Linked DNA regions of Homo sapiens: region 2 is linked to region 1. A link is an interaction called in ENCODE POLR2A ChIA-PET data of the cell type or tissue named here. Cell type or tissue: PC-9. All regions are shown on one strand. Links, peaks and the distances in the headings refer to the core of each region. The heading gives the core; the rest is flanking DNA.

Evidence for each region. Peaks named below come from ENCODE experiments on the same cell type or tissue, not always from the same donor. Only the 100,000 strongest peaks of a DNase experiment are listed, where the experiment ranks them.
Region 2: POLR2A ChIA-PET joins it to region 1 with 7 read pairs; 6 of 35 experiments call an interaction of 5 or more read pairs at or near these places.

What each region holds. Positions count from the first base shown.
Region 1 is chr1:93,704,821-93,707,682 of GRCh38, reverse strand. It overlaps a transcript of BCAR3 not described here. Among named protein-coding and RNA genes, the nearest start is that of BCAR3, 24 kb to the right of the region's middle. In PC-9, for the core only: no CTCF peak of the experiment used is centred there; a DNase peak (open chromatin) is centred at 1,462; H3K27ac peaks cover 2,038 bases.
Region 2 is chr1:93,643,479-93,646,461 of GRCh38, reverse strand. All of the region lies in intron 2 of BCAR3 (BCAR3 adaptor protein, NSP family member), which reads left to right. Among named protein-coding and RNA genes, the nearest start is that of BCAR3, 37 kb to the left of the region's middle. RefSeq lists an enhancer at 1,690-2,411. In PC-9, for the core only: no CTCF peak of the experiment used is centred there; no DNase peak of the experiment used is centred there; H3K27ac peaks cover 1,545 bases.

The sequences.
Region 1 (2,862 bases), core at 277-2,776:
CAGACTGGAGTGCAGTGGTGCGATCTCAGCTCACTGCAACCTCTGCCTCCTGGGTTCAAGCGATTCTCCTGCCTCAGCCTCCTGAGTAGCTGGGATTACAGGCACGCGCCACCACACCTGGCTAATTTTTGTATTTTTAGAGATGAGGTTTCACCATGTTGGCCAGGCTGGTCTTGAACTCCTGACCTCAAGTGATCTGCCCACCTTGGCCTCCCAAAGTGCTGGGATTACAGGCATGAGCCACCATGCCCGGCCTATTATTATTATTTTAAAGCATAATTATTTAATGCGGATTTTGCATATCTACTGCATTTGATCCCTTTCTGAATAGTTTTCACTGTTTTATTTAATTACTGTACTTCAAAATACAGAAATTTTGGAAAACAGAGAAACACTCTTTGGTGTATATACTTTTAGTATTTTTTTAAATGCATATAGATTTATTTTCTGTTTTCAGCAATAATATTATACAGTTTGTTTTAAACTGTATACTTTTTTTGTTTTTTTGAGATGGAGTCTTGCTGTTGTCACCTAGGCTGTAGTGTAATGGCATGATCTCAGCTCACTGCAAACTCTGCCTCCCAGGTTCAAGCAATTTTCCTTCCTCAGCCTCCCGAGAAGCTGGGATTACAGGCGCCCGCCACCACACCTGGTTAATTTTTGTATTTTTAGTAGAGACGGGGTTTCACCATGTTGGCCAGGCTGGTCTCGAACTCCTGACCTCGTGATCCACCCGCCTCTGCATCCCAAAGTACTGGGATTACAGGCGTAAGCCCCTGCGCCCGGCCTAAACTGTATACTATTAAACTGTATATTGTTTACTTTAGTAATAGATCATGAATGGATTCCCATGTTGCTATAGAAATTATAATGGCTGTGTAATATTGAATTATGTAGATTTATATAAGTAATTCTCCATTATTGGACTTTTATTTATCAAACATTTATATAAGCACTTACTATGTGCCAGGCATAGTTCTAAGCTCCAAATAGATATTAACTCATTTAACTCTCATAATAACTTTATGAGGTAAGTACTATTTACATCCCCATTTTGCAGATGAGGAAACTGAGTCACAGGCTGACTAGCTTGTCCCAGGGCACACCTCTTTGTAAGTGATGGGGCCAGATTCAAACCCAGACGATCTGGCTCCAGAGTCTGTGCTGTAATCACAGTCCTCTGCTTGCTTCCCTCTACCTCTATTGAAAAGTAAAGACCTTTCTTTCCTGGGAGAATAGCTTAATCTTAATAAGACTTCCCTGGCAAATAAGGGAACTGCTGTCCTGTGAGTCACTGTTATTTGTAATTAATTGTAACCTGCTGAGACAACAGGCAAAGAAACATCTAGGCAGAATGGGCGGTGTGAGCTCTGCAGCCCAGAGAAGGTGACTCCAGGAGGGGCTGTAGACTTGAATCCAACCAGGCTGAGGTCCAGGTTACTCACCCACTGGCAGAACCCAAGTGACTCTGCCTCCCCTGAAGCTACTGTAATTGCCTCACACCCACCTGAGATGGTCTTTCCTTTGCATTCTACTACAGGAGCTGCTTCATCTGACCCAAGCTGGCCTGGAGAAAGGAGGAAGAGGCAAGGTAGGAAGTGGCCTGGCCCCCTGCTGCTCTGCCCCAGAGTGCAGGGCAGAAACTGCAGCTGGAGCTGTGGGGTGGTGTTGATCCAGCCTACAAAGTGACTTCTGGGGCAGTACCTGGAGTGTATGAGAATCCTCTTGTTAACCTGCAGAAGCTCCAGCGTAGTTGTTTCTGGGTGACTCTAGGATCCTTATTCATCGCAGCCTTGAGACCGGGCTTTGGCTTCAGCCACCTCCTTTCCTATCCTCTCCCTTCCAGTAATGACAATATGATATCATAGCTGACCATAATTGTTCTGTCTGACATTTAATTCATTCTAACTCATTAAATTCTCACAACAGTGCTATGAGGTAGAATGATGGTTACCATAATTATCCTCATTTCAGTGGTGAAGAAAGGCAGCCACAGGGAGGCTGAATAACCTGCCGTAAGGTGGGGAGGGTTTCAGGTGCTGGGAGCACCACAGAGTTGTGACCTTGACTTGTATCCCAAACAGACCCTGAGAAGGGAGCAGTGGCTGGAGGGGAAACTGCAGTTGAACCACCTTGCTCCTCTTAACCCTAGTGGGAGGAGAAGTTCTAAACAAACAATTGGCATTTGACAGGGGAGTGTTAGGGCTGGAGGTGGTCGGAAGTTATATTTTATTGAAGCACCTTGGCAGTTGTTTGCAGGGCTGGTAGTGGGTTTATATGGCATAACATTCCTGCTCTCTCCCTGGGAGGTCTGTCAGTTTTCCTTTATTTCCGCATTTACAAGGGAGCCCGGAACACATACACCCTACATTCAAAGTCAATGTCACAGGGTAAATTGGTCCAGGGAGGACCAATTACTGCAGTCCTAAGACCTGCCACTCTAAATGCACGAGATGGAGATGCTTACATACCACCCAGCCCGTGAAGTTCTTTTCCACGCAGAAACCCCACAAGTTGGGTTCCCACCTGGATCAGGACTCCACCCCCTTCTCCTAAACATGGAAACAACCCCGGGTGGAGCTAGAACCAGCTCAAGTCAGACCTCCCAGTCTAGGAAGATCATTGGTCTAACTTGATAACAATGTATAGAAAAGATGCTTTAAACAGAACTAGGTAAGGCTTGGCAAAAACTGGCTTTCCTGCAGCTAAATGCATGCTGACATGTACCTATTGAGTTTTGGAGCAACTAACTCTTAGGAATGTGTGTGTACTTTTGTCTTAGGAAAAAGACAAAACCTGCCATAGTCCTTGAAGGTAAGTAAACCATGAAAAATAGAAGTGCAATGTCTGATAGGCTTTTAA
Region 2 (2,983 bases), core at 210-2,709, 61 kb after region 1:
CCAGGCTAATTTTGTATTTTTAGTAGAGACAGGGTTTCTCCATGTTGGTCAGGCTGGTCTTGAACTCCCGACCTCAGGTGATCCACATGCCCCGGCCTCCCAAAGTGCTGGGATTACAGGCGTGAGTCACCGTGACCAGCCTACCAATAATTTTAAAGCCACCTTATTTATTAAAGATTTTACTTAAGTCATGGGTATCTGGGTAATTTCCAATTTAAGAATTACAGGAAAACATTTTATTTTTAATGTTCTCATTAAAGGTAAAATATCTTTGTCTAATTCAAACTTTATAGGGTTATGTCTAAAAGCATTTGACTAGTCTTTTAAGTATCTGATTAAGTGCTTTTATATATTTTTTAAGCCAATTAATTAGAGCTCTTTATATATTTTTAGTAGTGAAACACTGTTTACACAATGTATAAATACATAGAGGTATTTAGGCATGCTGATAGAAATACATTTTATAGATTCATAAAGACTTCCTTTTTCCTTTTTTCTAGTTAAAAATTCTTAATAACATGTTGCATCACTCTAGGCAGTTCTCAGCTAAATAGTCCTAAATTTTCATATGAAAGGAAAGAACTTAGGTGAAGATCCGATAGCAAAATTTACATTATAAGCTACAGGGAGAAAAAGTTTGGTGTGCTAGAGGGAAATTAAAATAAATTTAGCTGCCAATTAAACATAAATATTATAAAATTATATATTTATATATCATGTATATATAATGTATAATATATGCATATCATAAAATGCATATATAGTCTATAATGGCCTTTTAAATATACATGGATACATATATATACACACACACACACACACAAAGATCCTGTAGCTTTACTTTAGTACTTTAGCCATGAAATAAGTATAAATTCACTGGCTTGCAAGAAAAAAAAAACTGTTAGATCCAAACAGTGGTTTTTATCTCAGTGGAAAAGTAACAGCAGATTTAAAGTAGGCAGAAAGGAAGACAGAAAAAGAGAATTTAGGAACTCTATAGTTTGCAGGTCGACCCTAGGGTTCTTTTTCCTTAATGTAAATGTGCACAAAGACCATATTACTTCTATTTTACATAAACTCTGGGAAGTAGAGGTGCCATAAAACCTACAGAGTACTCAAAAGGGGATCATTCTCCTTATTTTCTCCTTATTTTTAGAGTATTTCTTTCTCACATTTTTTTTTTTCCCCCTTGAAAGGAGGAACTGAGCTCTGGCCTAGGATTTTTGTGTGGTGGATGGATATGTGTCCTGGATGAGCCATTTTAAAAATTAATTTGCACTGAGGATTTCCCTGCAGGGTTGCTGCACATTGTGGGGGGCCAACCCCCTAGACACTCCCACGAGGCCCCCAGTCACCCATGGGCGCTTTTTGGCTGGGAGGAGCAAATGCCCTTTCTCTTCAGAGCTGAAAAAACTCAGTCTCTCATTTACCTATGAAAACAACAGTTCAGTTTCTCACGCAAATATGCACAGTCAAGCCAAATTGAGATTAATTCTGAGAGAAAAAGCAATAGAGGAGACCCTTTAGAATGCACCTTCGAACTGGAATTAGGATTCTTAAACAACAACTTCCTAGGAGAAAAATCAGCTCAAGAATAAATTAAGGACCATCAACCAAAACAGGAGGTCCAGAGCTCAGGAGGACTTACCAGTTCCACCAGAGGAGAAGCTCAAACTGGGTGAGGCTTCAATGGGCCCTGGCTGGTACCTTAGCTCCAGTTTTGGGCAACTCCTTCAGGGTCCTGAGTCTTCTCTGAGGCCCCACATGTTTGGGCATCAAATTATTGTCAATGAAAAGAGTCAAACTCTGTAAAATATTTGAAGAGATTTATTCTGAGCCAAATATGAGTGACCGTGGCCTGTGACACAGCCCTCAGGAGGTCTTGAAAGAATGTGCCCCTGGTGGTTGGGGCGCAGCTTGGTTTTATACATTTTAGGGAGGCATGAGCCATCCGTCAATCAAATACTTTTAAGAAATACATTGATTTGGTCCAGAAAGGTGGGACAACTCAAAGCAGGGGCTTCCAGGCTGTAGGTGAATTTAAACATTTTCTGGTTGACAATTGGTTGAGTTTGTCTAAAGACTGGGGATTGATAGAAAGGAAATGTTCAGGTTAAGATAAAAGATTGTGGAGACCAAGGTTCCTTTGAAGTCTTATAGTGGCTGTCCTTAGAGACAACAGATGACAAATGTTTCCTGTTCCAGTCTTTAAAAGGTGCTAGACTTTTAGTTAATTTCTTTAGGATTGGGAGGGCCTGGAAGAAAAAGATTTAGCTATGTTACTAGAGATTCTTTACAGATGCAAATTTTCCCCCACAAAGGACAGTTTTGCAGGGCCATTCCAAAATATGGCAAAGAAACATGTTTTGGGGTAAAATATTTTGACTTTCTTGTCACATGTTATGCCAGAGTCAGATTGGAAAGTAAGTCACGATATATAGGGTTAAATAAAACCCATCTGATGAGAATTTATGGTTTGTAGGGCATGACTCTCCAGACCCCTTAGATAGGAATTTGGACAAGATTAAAAAATCTGAGCTTAGTCCTCAGTATGTATCCAAGATATACAACATGATGCTATGGAATACATGCAATATTTAAAAGGTTACTAAAGTTGAAGCAAATTAACATATTCATCATCTCACATAGTTATCCACTTTTTTGTTTTTGTGGCAAGATCAGTTGAAATCTACTCAGCATGAATCCCATATACAGTACAATTGTATTACCTATAGTCCTCATGTTGTCCATTAGAGCTCTATGCTTGTTCATCCTACGTATCTGCTGCTTTTTATCCTTTGACCTACATCTCCCCATTTCCTCTGCCTTCTGCCCCCATCCCCATAACTACTGTTTTATTCTCTCTCTGTATTTTTAAAAAAATTTCTTTTTTTTTTTTTTTTTTTTTTTTTTTTTGAGAAAGAGTCTTGTTCTGTCACCCAGACTGGAGTGCGATGGCGTGATCTTGGCTCATTGCAACCTC